Regions from separate parts of the Homo sapiens genome. Here region 1 is linked to region 2. A link is a loop called in an ENCODE intact Hi-C map of the cell type or tissue named here. Cell type or tissue: Caco-2. All regions are shown on one strand.

The links. Peaks named below come from ENCODE experiments on the same cell type or tissue, not always from the same donor. Only the 100,000 strongest peaks of a DNase experiment are listed, where the experiment ranks them.
Region 1: it touches region 2 in a loop (18-fold over the local background); 3 of 110 quality-filtered maps call a loop at or near these places.

Annotation. Positions count from the first base shown.
Region 1 is chrX:149,509,326-149,517,325 of GRCh38, reverse strand. No RefSeq gene overlaps it. Among named protein-coding and RNA genes, the nearest start is that of IDS, 8.0 kb to the right of the region's middle. RefSeq lists enhancers at 4,714-5,008, 5,694-6,893. In Caco-2, no CTCF peak of the experiment used is centred here; DNase peaks (open chromatin) are centred at 4,855 and 6,115.
Region 2 is chrX:149,867,353-149,875,352 of GRCh38, reverse strand. The region is part of intron 2 of LINC00850 (long intergenic non-protein coding RNA 850); the gene reads right to left. Among named protein-coding and RNA genes, the nearest start is that of MAGEA8, 9.8 kb to the left of the region's middle. In Caco-2, a CTCF peak has its summit at 3,217 (motif pointing left); a DNase peak (open chromatin) is centred at 3,222.

The sequences.
Region 1 (8,000 bases), 360 kb after region 2:
TATTATTGTGTAGCTGTGTAAATCTTTTTGTAGGTCCAGAAGTACTTGTTTTACGAATCTGTGTGCTCTATGTTGGGTTCATATGTATTTAGGATAGTTAAGTCTTCTTGAATTGAACCATTTATCATTATATAACGCCCTTCTTTGTCCTTTTTTTACTGTTGTTGGTTTAAAGTCTGTTTTATCTAATATTAGAATAACAACCCTGGCTGTTTTTTTGTTTTCTGTTTGTGTGATAGATCTTTCTTCATCCCTTTACTTTGAGCCTATGTAGCCCCTATTTTTTAGGATAAAACACCTAAGATAGAAGAGGCTATCTTTTTCTGGAGGTTACAAAGCTGTACTTGTGGGAGGACTGTTGGAGGGTCACACATGAAGACTTGATCTGGTTGTTTTACTGTGTATTCTCCCCCAACATGTTCCTCTTACTTTTATCCTGAATATCATGCCTCCAGCCCCCACTATGACAAAAACAAAGATTGAAGGAAACTGCTGACCTAACACCAAAAGTCTCTGATGCCTGCTCTTGAAACTGCTCCTGCAAGAGACTAGATAAGCCCGGACCTCGGGGAAGCAGGGAGAGGTGGGAGAGAAGTGACTTGGCCAGGAGAAAGAAAAGGGTCTAAAGGTTAAGGAATTTTTGGAATGGGAAGGAGAACTAGAGCTTGACATGGCATGTATTAGGGGCCAAGTGGGATAGACTCCAAGGACAAGCTTCAACACTTCTGCCTGTCCCTAGCTGTCTCCTGCCCTGTAGGCACCTGCTGTTTGGACACTTACAAGCCCACTTAAGAAAATGGTGGAGGACTCAGATATCACCCCCTGTTTGACGGATACATGGGTAAAACAGAATCGGCAGAGTACTTTACCTATGAGCGGGGAAGAGGGGTCCAAGTGTCACTGTTACACTTCCCTGTTCTTGGCTTCCTCCCACCACTTCCCACTTTAGAACCCACAGGGCCAATTCTTGTAGTCAAATGATTATTTGTTTCCATATCTTTCTGCAAAGGGTAAGGCCAGAACTTGGTTAAAGGATATATTTGCTTCATGCTGTGTCTCGCCAAACATCTCTCTTTTATCACCACAGCCTTTATGTGGCTGCAAGAAGAATTTGGCTCCTGTGTCTGAGCCTGTCCTGGGAGTTGGGAGACATGGGCTCTCAGCACAGCTCTGCTGTGGAAACTGCCTGGGAGATGTAGGCTCCCAATTTGTTGGGAGTGTGTGTGAGTATAGGTGTGTGTGTGAGTCTGTGTGGAGGTAGAGGAGGGATGGTCCCTGGGACTGAGTTTCTAGGCTTCTCTAAGTCTTTGTCAGGTTCTTTAGCAACTTGCCTCCTACCATCTCCATGAAAGGAAGTGGTCACTCTGACAGATGAGATAAAATCATCCTCATGATGGAAAGAGAGTAAATGGAAGAGGGGCTCTGCTTTGATGGAGGTGCCTGCTTTTATGCTACCCCATGACCCAAACCTGGCACCATCAGTTCAAGTCCACTGAGGGATTGCTGGCAAGGGAGCTTTAGAGATTTTGGTAAACTATGAGATTTCGTCCTATAAAGGAAAGGGGTGTGTGTGTGTGTGTGTGTGTGTGTGTGTGTGTGTGTGTGTGAGAGAGAGAGAGAGAGAGAAAGAGAAAGCTACCCAGATAAAGATAGTCAGGCTGCTGTCCTCCACAGGGGAAGCAGGGCAGGAAGCACAGACTTTGTAGTTATAAACCTGGAATTGACCCCTGGCTCCATCACTCAATGGATGTGTGACTCTGAGAAAGTCACTATACCTCTCTGAGTTATAATTACCTCATCCAGAAGATGGGTACAATATTAACCACCTACCTGCAGGAGTAATGAAACTTCTCAGTCTGTCTCCTGGGAGATGAGATTCCTGTGGGAGCGATCTGTAAACTATAAAGCACAGTATTACTAATAGTGGTGAAGATACATTTCTGTTTTCCCAGGAATGACCTTTGAATAAGCGTGTGGGGATGCTGGCCTGAGCCTCAAAGCCTGTAGATGGGAAATGGGCAGATAGTGAAAAGCCTCCAGCTTGGGGAGAAGGAAGAAGAGCCGTGAGACCATAGGTTTCCAGTCCTGAAGGTCCTACAGGATATGGCCTGTTTGGGGACTTAGATTCCATCCATGGGTTATAACCAAATATGTGTAGTGGCTCCAGGCCAATAGGGAGGCAGTGAGAGTTCTGACTTGGGTAAACTGACAGGTTTGAAAATTGAAGGCTATTTCAGTACCAGGAATCTGTAAGGCGGGAAGCCTCTTTTTTGATCTGTGTGGAAATTGATGCCTAGGGCAATACATACCCATGATCTGTTATTCACAAAACCCTAATCCATAAAGCTCTGGCAAGGCTTTTTCATAAGCCTGCTCTAAATTCTCTTGCTAGTAAAACCTAAAATGGATGATACGAAACTGTTTATAAAATACTGAATTTTCTTCATTTATCATATTTTGTATTAATATTCATACATCTCACTGCTTAAATGTCAATGTGTTGGCTAGACTCTGAGAGGTGCTACTTACTGATCTGTACACTTCATCCCCTTTCTGGATTCTGAAAATTATCTGTGCATATGTGATACTAACACCAGTAAGAGCCACCATTTGTTGAGGCCTTGCAGAGGGCTAGAGTTCCTGGATATGTGCTTTTTCTCCAGCCTTGACCTCATGAGGACGCCCTTCCCAGGACAGGTGAGACTGAGGCCCTGCCCCGGGTCAACCTGGATGGCTGGATATTCCACCCTCTGACCAAATTGCACCAAGTGGGTGAAATCTCATTTAGTTCCATCCACGGTTTTCCTTGGAGGAAATTGGCTGAACATAGGGCTAAAAAAATAGGAAGAGCCCTTGGCAAGCATGTGTGTACACCAGTCATTTCAGATAACTGAAATCTGCCCGCAAAGTCTTCTGTCGGGAAATCCTGCACTCTGTGTGGCCTCCCAGTGCAATCACACAGAGCCTGGGTCCACCCACAAAATTCTGGGGTGTCACTTGCTTTAAGAGTCCAATTTTGAAATGTGGTCATGACACCCAGTTGCTACTATCATAGCATGTTCCTCACAGGTGCCGAGTGGGAGACACAATTAATTGCAGGAGATGAAGTCACAGGATGCTGTGCGGCAGCCTTCTCAACATTACTCTGCTGGCAGCTCTCTTTGTCCCTAGGAAGTTTGTGGTTAATTTTTGGCAGGATGGAAAGATGCCTGAAAGCAGCTTTTCAAGGGAAGTCTTGCTTTTGTTTTTGTGGTCTCCGTTTTTCTCCCTGACAGGAGTCCGAATGCAGACCTTATCATGACTAGCACCTGACTTGGGTGAACATTAAGGAGGCAAGATGGCTAGGTGACACCACTTGGCCACAAAACTGAAATAGTTAGCACAGGATCTGGCTTATAGCAAGTGCATGGCCCAGGGTCTCTTCATGGTGCTTATTGTGGTCACGCGTTCTGTCGTTTCCTTCTTCACCAAATCTGTGTAGAGCACAGGGGATAAGTGAGGTGGCTTTTCACTAGCTGAAACTGGGTTTGAGTCCTGCCTTTGTCACTTACTAGCTGTGTGACCTTAGACAGCTTACGTCCACTTTCTCATCACGTAACATGAGGATGGTAGAACCCACATCTCAGCATTGTAGGGCCATAAATTTCTTTAGACAGTGGTGCTCAGGGCTTACTCACTCAGACTTGGTAGCTAACAGTAATAACTTAGAACTAATCTGGATCCTGAATTGTAAAATGTACTTTTCCCCCATGTAAAATTGGGGTTTTCTGACAGCCTATGTTCTGGAAACTCTCTTGCCTATCCACCCCTGCTCTCAGCCTTGTGACCTTCCATGTGCCCTGGTTGCCTATGAGAGCAGATCATGGTTACCCTTAAAGCACAGGGCCTAGCAGCCCAGCCCAGAGCCCTGGCCCGTGGCAGTGTTGCATAGTGATTAAGAAGCCAGGGGCTATGAGACCTTGGGCCAGCAATGACCCTCTCCAAGCCTCAGTTTGTGCATTGCTACTCTGGAGAGAAAAGTAGTGCACAGTCCCTCGGGCAGCAGTGAGGATTCAATGAGTTGAAAAGTCTGGGATGAATTTGATCCGCAAAGATGTTATCGGAAAAGAATACCAAAACAATCCTGGTGTTGGGGTCTTTTGTTTGACTTTGGACCCCACTGTGGACTGACAGTGGTATGAAGAGTGCTAATGTCATCCTCCCTCCAGCCTGCTGTTGTGAGAACTTAATCTTTTTTTATTTTTATTTTATTTTCTTTGAGACAGGGTCTCACGCGGTAACCCAGACTGGAGTGCAGTGGCATGATCTCGGCTCACTGCAACCTCTGCCTCCCAGGTTCAAGCGATTCTTCCTTCTCAGCCTCCTGAGTAGCTGGGATTACAAGCTTGCACCACCATGCCTGGCTAATTTTTGTATTTTTAGTAGAGACAGGGTTTCACCATGTTGGCCAGGCTGGTCTCAAAAGAGAACTTATTCTTTGAGCAGCTCGTTGTTGATGTTGAAAACAAGTTACACTGCATGATGGTAGCCATAGATGGGGCCCTCAGGAAAATGCTCACAAAGCCCTGGAGCCTAGCCAGATGCATCACCTCAGTGCAGGGTGAAAACCCCCACATGGCACAGGCTGTGGCTTCAGAACTGAAAATATTTCACTGGCCCTTATGCATCTCTCTGAAGTTCACTAGCCATGATACAAGCCATGTGGGGCTCAGGAGAGCCAGCAATTGCTACAGCTTTGCCTCATCTGGGCTGGAGCTGAAGCAGGCTAAGAAGGCTAGGATCTGGAACTCCACAAGCTAGTCTCTGGCCAGGCAGGCAGAACCTGCTTCACAAAGGCCCAGTTGATTGAGTACTTTCTGGAGGCTGGGAGTGGGTCCCTCTGCTGGCTGTTTGTGGGATTCACATTTCCTGATGGGGCCCAGGGAAGTTTAGCAGTGGCTCAGGGTCACAGAGGAGCTAGGGTTGAAATCAGGCCTGTCTGATTCCAGAGTTCATACTTTTTTTTTTTTTCTTTTCTTTGAGACAGAGTTTCGCTGTTGTTGCCCAGGCTGGAGTTCAGTGGTGCAATCTCGGTTCACTGCAACCTCTGCCTCCCGGGTTCAAGCGATTCTCCTGCCTCAGCCTCCTAAGTAGCTGGAATTACAGGCGCCCACCACCATGCCACGCTAATTTTTTTGTGTTTAGTAGAGACGGAGTTTCACTATGTTGGTCAGGCTGATCTTGAACTCCTGACCTCAGGTGATCCTCCTGCCTTGCCCTCCCACGCCTGCTGGGATTACAGGTGTGAGACATTGTGCCAACAGAGTTTATACTCTTTAGACTGCCCTATCATGTGACTGCTTAGCCACCATCAATCAGAAAGGTGGGAACCAGGCAGCCAGCTGGGGGCAAGCTGGTGGTTTCTGCATTGGGATACAAAGTAAGGGTTAAGACTGGGGGCCTCGAGGCTTTGCTCCTGCCCAGGATTTAACTGCAATGCTTAGGCTCCAAGATTCGATGGAAAGAAATCCCAGCTGTGGGCTCTGAGGACTTTGAAAACTATGTTTCATATGTGAATACACTTGCCCTTTAGCAAGAATCTCCGCTGATAAGCCTTCCTCCTCTGAGTGTTTTTATTGGTCCCTTAGAAAGTGTTAGAGAAATTTCCCATTTTGATAGACTTTTTAATGATGTTACAAAAATATCATTTCACATTGATTCCACAGGGGGGACATCTGCTGCTTCCCAAATGCCACATTTCTTCAAATAAAAAGCAGAAGACAGCATGCAGTACATAAGGAACTCATGTCTTGGTAAAGACAAAATTGAAATTCTTTTAATAATTAGTCTCATGTCATAGAAAAGAGGACTGATTTTCCTCACCCACCCAGCAAGGTTGCTCTTCTTGCTATACTTGTTTGGCATAAACTACTGACTTCTTGCGAGCACTGATCTTAAGAGGGCCATGGTAATGAGTCACGGTAATTTGGCATGTCTTTGAAGATCCTTCCTCCTACACTTCTGTTTGTCCCCTTGAAGGCATCCTATTTCAGGCTGTGTTTAGCTATTCCTTTTGTTGATGCGTCCACTCATGCCTGAGGTATGTCTCATAACACACCTGTGAGAGGGGACCTTGGAGGAACGTCACCAAAGGCCGAGGAGCAATGTCTTTGCAGTGTTTCCCAGTCCATCTTGTCCTCTGGCTTTTACTTCAGAAGGGACACTCCTGCCTTGCTGGCAAGAGGGGATGGGCTTTGCCTTGAATTCCAGCTGTGGGCTCCGCTTTGCAAGATATCTGCTTGTCAGAACCTGAGACTGCAGGTGTGCAGGGTCTGGTCTATATGACCACGGGACAGGTCCCAGGTATATGACTGACAGGCCTGAGGGACCAGAAGCCCTTCTCCTTACCCAAGCCCAGATGGAGAAAACTTCAACTGTGAGAGCCCTCCTTTATTCCCAAACGGCCATCATTGTTTCCCTTCCCTGTGGCTTTTTATAAAGAAATCTGGGGGAGTAAGAATAAATCGTTTCTAGATCAAAGAGAAACAGCGAAAACCAGGAGAAAAGGCGGTAGCCAATGTACCCACTCCATTCAGATGAATGCAGTCCAAACAGAAAGACAGCCAGTCATACATCACTCAGTGACAGTGCAATGCAATACTTCCAAAGATCTGATTAGGCACTTCTGTTTTTCTTATTTTAAGCTTATGCTTTACAAAGTAAGTTGTTGTTTTTCGTTTTGTTTTGTTTTAAACGAATCGCCTTTAAAGTAGTGGGGGCAAAACACCAGAGCTTAGGCAACCCCTGGTGGAGGCTTTTATAATTCCTCTACTTTTTGGCTTTGACAGCATGAGGGTTGCCTGCTCTAAGCCCTGCCTATCCATCCACCCAGAACTGAAGTGGCTGAATCATTGCCTGGCATGACAGGAAAGTCTTGGGCTTGAGGGGAGAAAAAAAAAGAAAAGAAGAGAGGGAAGACGGTGGGACGAGAACTGGAAAGAAGAGGAAGGAAGGGAAAGATTGTTCAGAGGACGATGCAAGATGTCCACAGGCAAACGGGACTGAGACTAACCTCTTCCATTGTGAGAGAATATCTCAGCTCCTAAAGTTTTTGATATAGTATGTGATGCAGGGTAGGAGCCCAGCAAATGTCAGGGCTTCTGTGATGCCCAGCCCCTTGGCTGCCCCCTCATGCTCCATGCGGCTTCACTTCTTCCTGGGAAGTAAAACAGAATCAGATTCTGGCTGTGTTGCCATTCACTTTCACTCCTCTGGAACCCCAGGGAGCCTAGGGCTGCTACTGCTGCACCTTAGTCCTCAGGGTAGCACAGACCTGGCTACGGAACTAGATGCCTATGGATGACCATCTATACTCTCCAGAGTTCAGATTGAGAGCAGAGTTCTAGCACGTTGCCTCACGCACCTTGAGATAGTCTCTTCTGGGAACAGTGCCCTCCGTGCCCAGCGCATTTGGGTAACATTCACAGCCCACGTTAGACTCCTCCTTGGAACACCATTTCACGTGCCTACAGAGCCCAGGGCCCTCCCTATGACTCTGCAGGGGAGAGAGCCCTCACTGGCATTGGGCTGAGGACAGCCTGGGACACTCCCTTTCCTCATCCAGGTAGTTCTCATCATGGTTCTCATCCCGAGCCCTTGAAACCCCACGAAGGTACTAGCCCCTGGGATACAGTAGTAAATGGACAGGGCAGAGCCTGCCCTTGAGGGGTGCCCATCCAAGGATCCCTGGATCTGGAATGAGAGACAAATCTTGAATTCTCCCCTGAATCCTCATCCTACCATTGTGTGGGACTATATACCAATTTGCCAGTGTGCATTGTCCCCTCCTCCTGGAGTTAGGCTCAAAGGCGGGGGTAGGGTAGAAGTCCAAGAGCAAGGGGACTCCCTTTGCTGTATGGTACCCTAGAAGGTCCAGAGTCCTAGAACTCCTCTCACACCAAATCCACATATCTTAGCTGCAGAAGTGTCTGGAGCAGTCCCCTGAGCTTCCTGTGACACTA
Region 2 (8,000 bases):
TTTTTTAATTTTTATTTTCAGTTCAAGGGTACATGTGCAGGTTTGTTACATAGGTAAACTGGTGGCATGGGGGTTTGTTGTACAGATTATTTCATCACCCAGCTATTAAGCCTAGTGCCCATTAGTTATTTTTCCTGATCCTCTTCCTCCTCCCACCCTCCACCATCTGAGAAGCACCAGTGTGTGTTGTTCTCCTCTATGTGCCCATGTGTTCTCATCATTTAGCTCCCACTTATAAGTGAGAACATGTGGTATTTGGTTTTCTGTTCCTTTGTGAGTTTGCTAAGGATAATGGCCGCCAGCTCCATCCATGTTCCTGCAAAGGACAGGATCTCATTATTTTTTATGGCTGCATAGTATTCCATAGTGTATATGTACAACATTGTCTTTATTCAGTCCATCATTGATGGGCATTTAGGTTGATTTCATGTCTTTGCTATTGTCCATGATGCTGCAATGAACATACATGTCCTTGTGTCTTTATAATAGAATGAGTTATATTCCTTTGGGTATATACCAATAATTTGATTGCTGGGTCAAAATGTATTTCTGTTTTTAGGTCTTTGAGGAACTGCCATACTATCTTCCACAATGGTTGAACTAATTTACACTCCCATCAACAGTTTATAAGCATTCCTTTTTCTTTGTAACCTCCTCAGCATCTGTTATTTTTTGATTTTTTAGTAATAGCCATTCTGACTGCTGTGAGATGGTATCTCATTGTGGTTTTGATTTGCATTTCTCTAATGATCAGTGATGTTGAGCTTTTTTTTCATATGCTTGTTGGCCGCATATATGTTTTCTGTCTTCTTCTGAAAAGTATCTGTTCATGTCCTTTGCCCACTTTTTAACGGGGTTGTTTATTTTCTTCTTGTAAATTTGTTTAAGTTCCTTATAGACGCTGGATATTAGATCTTTGTAAGATGCATAGTTTGCAAAAATTTCCTCTCATTTTGCAGGCTTTCTGTTCACTTTGTTGATAGTTTCCTTTGCTGTGCAGAAGCGTTTTAGCTTAATTAGATCCCATTTGTCAATTTTTGCTTTTGTTGCAATTGCTTTCAGCATGTTTGTCATGAAATCTTTGCCCATTGCTATGTCCTCAATGGTATTGTTTAGGTTATTTTCCAGGGTTTTCATAAGTTTTACATTTAAGTCTTTGATCAATCTTGAGTTAATTTTTGTATATGGTATAAGGAAAGGGTCTAGGTTTTTTTTTTTGTTTGTTTTTTTTTTTTTTTGAGACGGAGTCTCACTTTGTCACCCAGGCTGGAGTGCAGTGGCACAATCTCGGCTCACTGCAAGCTCCGCCTCCCAGGTTCACGCCATTCTCCTGCCTCAGCCTCCTGAGTAGCTGGGACTACAGGCACCTGCCACCACGTCCGGCTAAGTTTTTGTATTTTTGGTAGAGACGGGGTTTCACCATGTTAGCCAGGATGGTCTCAATCTCCTGACCTCGTGATCCGCCCGCCTTGGCCTCCCAAAGTGCCAGGATTACAGGCACGAGCCACCGCGCCTGGCCAGAGTCCAGTTTTAATCTTCTGCATATGGCTAGCCAATTATCCCAGCACCATTTGTTGAATAGGGAATCTTTTCCCCATATCTTGTTTTTGTCAGGTTTGTTGAAGATCAGATAGTTGTAGGTGTGTGGCCTTATTTCTGGGTTCTCAATTCTGTTCCATTCATCTATGTGTCTGTTTTTATACCAGTACCATACTATTTTGATTATTATAGACCTGTAGTATAGTTTGAAGTTGGGTAGTGTGAAGCCACCAGCTTTGTTCTTTTTGCTTAGGATTGCCTTGGCTATTTGGGCTCTTTTTTGGTTTTACATAAATTTTAAAATAGTTTTTTTTCTAGTTGTGTGAAGAATCTCAATGGTAGTTCAATAGGAATAGCATTGAATCTACAAATTGATTTGAGAAGTATGTCCATTTTTATGACATTGATTCTTCCTATCCATGAGCATAGGATGTTTTTCCATTTGTTTGTGTCATCTTTGATTTTTTTGAGCAATGTTTTGTAGTTCTCATTGTAGAGATCTTTCACCTGCCTGGCTAACTGTATTCCTAGGTATTTTATTCTTTTTGTGGCAATTGTGAATGAGAGTTCATTCCTGATTTGGCTCTTGGCTTGACTGTTGTTGGTGTGTAGGAATGTTACTGATTTTTGTACATTGATTTTGTATCCTGAGACTTTTTTGAAGTTATCAGCTTAAGAAGCTTTTGGGCTTAGACTATGGGGTTTTCTAGATATAGGTCATGTCATCTGCAAACAGGGATAGTTTAACTGACTGCCTCTCTTCCTATTTTGATGCCCTTTATTTCTTTCTCTTGACTGATTGTCATGTCCAGGACTTCCAGTCCTATGTTGAATGGGAGTGCTGAGAGAGTGCATCCTTCTCTTGCGCCGGTTTTCAAGGGAAATGCTTCAAGCTTTTGCCCATTTAGTATGATGTTGGCTGTGAGTTGTCATAGATGAGTCTTATTATTTTGAGGTATGTTCCTTCAATACCTATTTTATTGAGAGTTTTTAACATGAAGGGGTGTAGAATTATATTGAAAGCCTTTTCTGAATCTATGAAATAGTCGTGTGATTTTGTCTTTAGTTCTGTTTATGTGATGAATTACATTTATTGATTTGTATATATTGAACCAACTTGTATCCAGGGATGAAACCTACTTGATCGTGGTGGATAAGCTTTTTGATGTGCTGCTGGATTTAGTTTGCCAGTATTTTGTTGAGGATTTTTGCATCACTCTTCATCAAGAATCAGGGTTCTTGCACTGATTCTTATTATCCTTATTATCTTTGTGGGCTTATGTACCTTCAGTCTTTGAGGTTTCTGACCTTTGGATGGATTTTTTCTTTTATCCCATTTGATGACCTTGAATGTTCGACTGTGGTGTAAGGTGAAGTGAGACTCCAGCCTGGGTGACAAAGTGAGACTCCATCTCAAAAAAAAAAGTCAGCTGGCTGGCTTTGTTTCTGGGGGCCAACACTCAGCACTCAACACCTGGACTGTATGTTCTAATTCTGGGGGACTTGTATTGGGTCCCATCTTTGTTCTCTGGCTCCTCGAGGTTTGGAATCCACTGCACTGTGCAGGCAGAGGTACAACAGCTGTGGTAGAGTGTTTGTGGGTGCCAGGGTGCCTACCTCCCTGCGTGTGTTCACCACAGTGGCGGAGGCAATGCAGCTGGATGGGGGATGGGGGCCCCCTGCTGGAGACTGTGTGTGTGGTCACACTGGAGGTGGTGGTGACTCAGGGGTGGGGTGCTGGTGAGTGCAGGTCTAGGTGCCTTCTCTATGCCCCACAAGCAGGAGTGATCACTCATGGTGGGGGAGGATCTGCTGTCATATCCCCATTCTAATCAGGAGAAAAAGATAAGACAAATACCACTGGATGGATTTTGTGCTAAAGAGCTGACCAATATTCCTCAAAAGTGTTAAGATCATCAAAAACAGGGACAGTCTCAGGAATTTTTACAACTAAGACAAGACTAAGGAAGCATGACTAGCAATGGAAAGAATTAAACTTTTATTCTGCCCTTCCTGTGTATTTTAAGATTACTCTACAGGCACAGTTGAAGAGGGAGAGCTGTTCCTCACTGAAAAATTTAAGCCAAGCCTAGTGAAGGCTATGTTTAACAAAAGAAACAATATCTAGAACCCCAGTGACTGAACTGATGTAGGTTGAATGAAACACTTTGGTTAAAGGTCAGTGAGGAATCAGTCAAAGGAGGAACGAGACTGTCATCACCTGAACCCACGATCAGTGCTGATATGGTAAAGAGTGAAAAAACCAGAACTCATGTGCTTCATGCTGGGATGCTGTAGGAGACATGGCACCACTGATGAAGTCCTTTTATCAGAAGAGTGAGACCTGCCTCTAACCTTGTCACAGAGGCTAACTTCCTATGATCAGAAACACTGGGAAAGAGCAACAAGTTAAATGACACAAGAAGGCAGCATACAGACAAATGAATGGTGGTGAGACATGCTGCAGGACCACAGGCCAGTCTGCTAAAACAAGCCAATAGAATGAAAAAGGACAATGGGATGAAGGCAGACATTGTGGGCAATAGGTCTGCTGGAGACTTAAAAGAGACCCAAGAGTATGATCTAAAGCAGAACATCCGTACACCCTAAGCTCCAGAATGTCCCCTCTGAGGTATGTACTAGTGAAAAGGCATACATTCATTTGGCAAAAGATGTGTCTAAGCATGCCCTCAGTAGCACGCTAGAAACAGCCCCAGTGTTCATCACCCTAGCATGGGTAAATACATTGGGATATATACAAAGGAATACTATACAGCCATGAGCATGAAAAAACCATTGTTACTTCTACAACATGGATGAAGGTCACTAATCTATTTTTGATCAAATATAGCCAGACCCAAAGAATATCAGCTCAATAATTCCATTTAAATAAAGATCAAAACAGGCAGTACTACTCTATCCACTAAAGTTAGGATAGTGGTTACCTTGGGAGACAGTGACTGGGAGGGGAATGAGGGGGATTCTCAGAGAATATGTTAATTTCTTGAGAGACGATGGGCCCTCCAGGGATATTCACATATGAAAATTAAGCAAGTCTATGTTTGTGATCTGTGCACTTCGTCAGCAGGGAGAGGGAGAATTAGGAGACATGAATGAATACAGTGTGCGAATCTAGTGGGTTTGGATCCAAACAGACACAATCCCATAGGCCACAATTCCAAATGTTGAAACCCCAAAAGGTCAATCTTTCTAAAGTCTAAATTCCAAAATATCAAAATCCCTAAGCAGAAGATGAGAAAGGTTAATAGAGAATGCTCATGTCAGTGTAACATAGAATTTCAATAAAGCAGTGCCATGAAGAAAACGAATGTGAATATATTCACTGAGGATACCCATGTCCTAAAAGAGAAAAAAAAAAGCAGCTATATGATGCGATGCATGACTTCAAAATATAGTAAATGATCGTGAAATCTGGCCAGTTCTTAACCACTATCTCCATGCAATTGCCCGTAATTTATACCTGTGATGCACTTTTTCTTATGTCATTTTTTAAAGTTTTTGTTTCCTATTTCTTTTCTTTTTTTCACTATGTTAAATTGTCAGCATTATTTTTTACAATGTGTCATATTTCTTTCATCTTGGCATTGCTTCCAGTACTAGAGGCATAAATTGTGTAGAGACTTTTAAAGAGTCTAATTTGTTTTATGCATTTTTTCAAATTAGATTCCACAAAAGTACATTATCACAATGCTTTGTGTGTAAGCATTGTGACGCATGTATAATCTTGCTGAATAAATGAAGAGATGTCTTTTTTTGTTCATGTGCATTTTTGAAAGATAAAATTTCTCGAGATCTTGACTCTAGGTGAAGGTGTGTGCAGTGGTGATCCATAATGGTTTTTGATTGTAGTTGTAAAAGACTTAGGTTGTTGGTCACAGTATTTCATATGACACCAAACTTATAAAATGAGTTTACAAAATTATCAACTATAGTAATATTTGTTGATACATTTCCTTGTGTGACCTATTTCTTTATGATTATGGTTTGTCCGCTTATAAGAGTTATACCTGTGTGACTGTCATTGGTGTAACTGTTTGTGCTTGCAAATATATGCATGTTATTGTTGTCTATTTCATTATATAAAGTGGCTTATGAAGTATTCTATCATGTTTTTACATTTCTCAAATAAGCCTACATTTTTAAAGGTAAATAAACATCTTCAATGATTTTTAAAATTATTTTTCCCAGAAGTGCATTTTTGGCATTTTGATATTTTGGGATTTCAGCATTTAGGGTTATGGTGATTGGCATTGCATCTTGTGGGATTATGGTGGACTCCTCACTGTAGGCATTGTATTCTGGCCTGCTGGCCCTAGTGTGTGGCCAATGGTCAGCCTGCCCAGTGGGGTTGGCCTACAGGTGACCTTTGGGTCACCCAGTCAGCTAGGAATGAAGGAGATGATTCAGGGCAGGTATATGGGAGTGTAGGGCCCACCCTTGAACAGGAGTGCAGCCTCTGGAGGGTGGAAGGGACCTGCACCATCCATGTACAAGTGGAAGCTTCTCCATCCTCACCCACTCTGTCCTAAACCCCAACTCTCCTCCAGGGCCCTTGTCTGTATTTTAGAAAAGGTGGTGTCCTAATGGAGATGGGGAGAAGACAGGTGGGCCAGGTCCAGTGACAGTCTCTCACTGGCTTCCTTGCAGGCCTCAGCCATGTGGCATGGGGCATCTGGCACTGGGTAACTGTTGATTACAGCAACCCTTCCCTGGTCATGGGGTAGACAGCTGAGGCCAGGGTGAGGGCAGAGCCCTGTTAAATGCAACTGTTGCTGGTTATAAGCTGAGCCAATCACGTACCTTCTCTGCCTCAATTCTTCATCTGTAAAGTGGGAACATGATAGTACAAGTTCAGAGAACTGGTGTGAGTCTTTACCTGATGTCACCCACCTGCATGTAAAATGACTGGCCCAAATGATGTGGTCAGTAAGAAGTAGCTTTTGTTACAGTATGTCTAAAATATGCCTTCCCTCATATTTTAACATTTCTAAACCTGTATATGTCTTCAGATCCACTTGTACACTGATTAGTGCATTTATTTTCATTTCCTCCTGAAAATCTGTTATGATGGATGGTTCATCTCACATCTCGGAACTGTGAAGACATGGTATAACTTGTTCCAGGTCTGGCTGGGTAACAGTCAGGGCTACTGGACCAGGGCCTGGATTCCTACATGAGTCTGTGGGACTTGGCCCTGGGAAGGTTTCCAACACATCTTCCAGGACCACACTCCCTGCACCCAACCCCAGACCTCAAAGTTTTGCAAGGGACAGTCCTCCAGCTGGAAACCCTGAATGCCCACACTGTGCCTGTCCCTGGACTCCCAGGTTCATGTTTCTAGAGAATGCTGGAGCCACATTCCAAATTCTTCCTGCCATAGCTTGGATTTGCAAGGAGCCTTCCACATAGATATGTAAAAACCATTTTTGCTCACACAATTGTTTTCAAGGTTTGACTCAGCCTAGAGCTACCTACTTAGAAGCTGCAAGCCTCTCTTGAGTCCAAGATATTTACAATTTCCTCTTCTGAATTTCCTTCCAGAAAGCAGCCAGAGGAGGAATTATGTCCCCAGGACACAATTATGTGCTAAACCATGGCTAGGAACTTGTTGATTGCGTAGACATCAACCTTTCGTATGTCCAAGGCCTTGCCCTCTCAGCTTTGTCATCCACTGCACTTTTCTTTTTTGCACACTCAGGAATCTGCCACACCACCTGCCCTTCACCCACCTTCTGTCAGCATTCAATGGGTGACAGGAAACTGCTGCACAAAGTGCTCTGGGGGTCTGTGTCATTTGCTATGTGCAACCCTCCCTTCAATGGGTATTTGGAAGGAGCCCATCTCTCCGATGAGCCAGACTAGACCATGGAAGGGTTCAGACATGGCCCAGGTTCCACAGTGAAGAAGTAAGAGGACCAGAATAGGCTCACATAATCAGACCCTCAGACTCACAACCTCTCTCAAGTAGAATGAGTGTTCTATTGAACAGAGGAGAGGAAGTTGTCTTTGTAGCCAGAAAAGTACTGAAGAGAGTGGAAACAGAAAACAAAAAGCAGGTTGGTCATTTCAAAGTTGCTTTCCATTTAGGACTAAAGTGGAAGAGACTTCCTGATTATGCTGACTCATGTTGATTGGAATTTTCTTTTTTTTTAAATATATATATATTTTTTATTATACTTTAAGTTCTAGGGTACATGTGCATAATGTGCATGTTTGTTACATATGTATACATGCGCGATGTTGGTGTGCTGCACCCATTAACTCGTCATTTACATTAGGTATATCTTCTAATGCTATCCCTCCCCCCTCCCCCCACCCCACAACAACTGGATTAAGAAAATGTGGCACATATACACCAAGGAATACTATGCAGCCATAAAAAATGATGAGTTCATGTCCTTTGTAGAGACATGGATGAAGCTGGAAACCATCATTCTCAG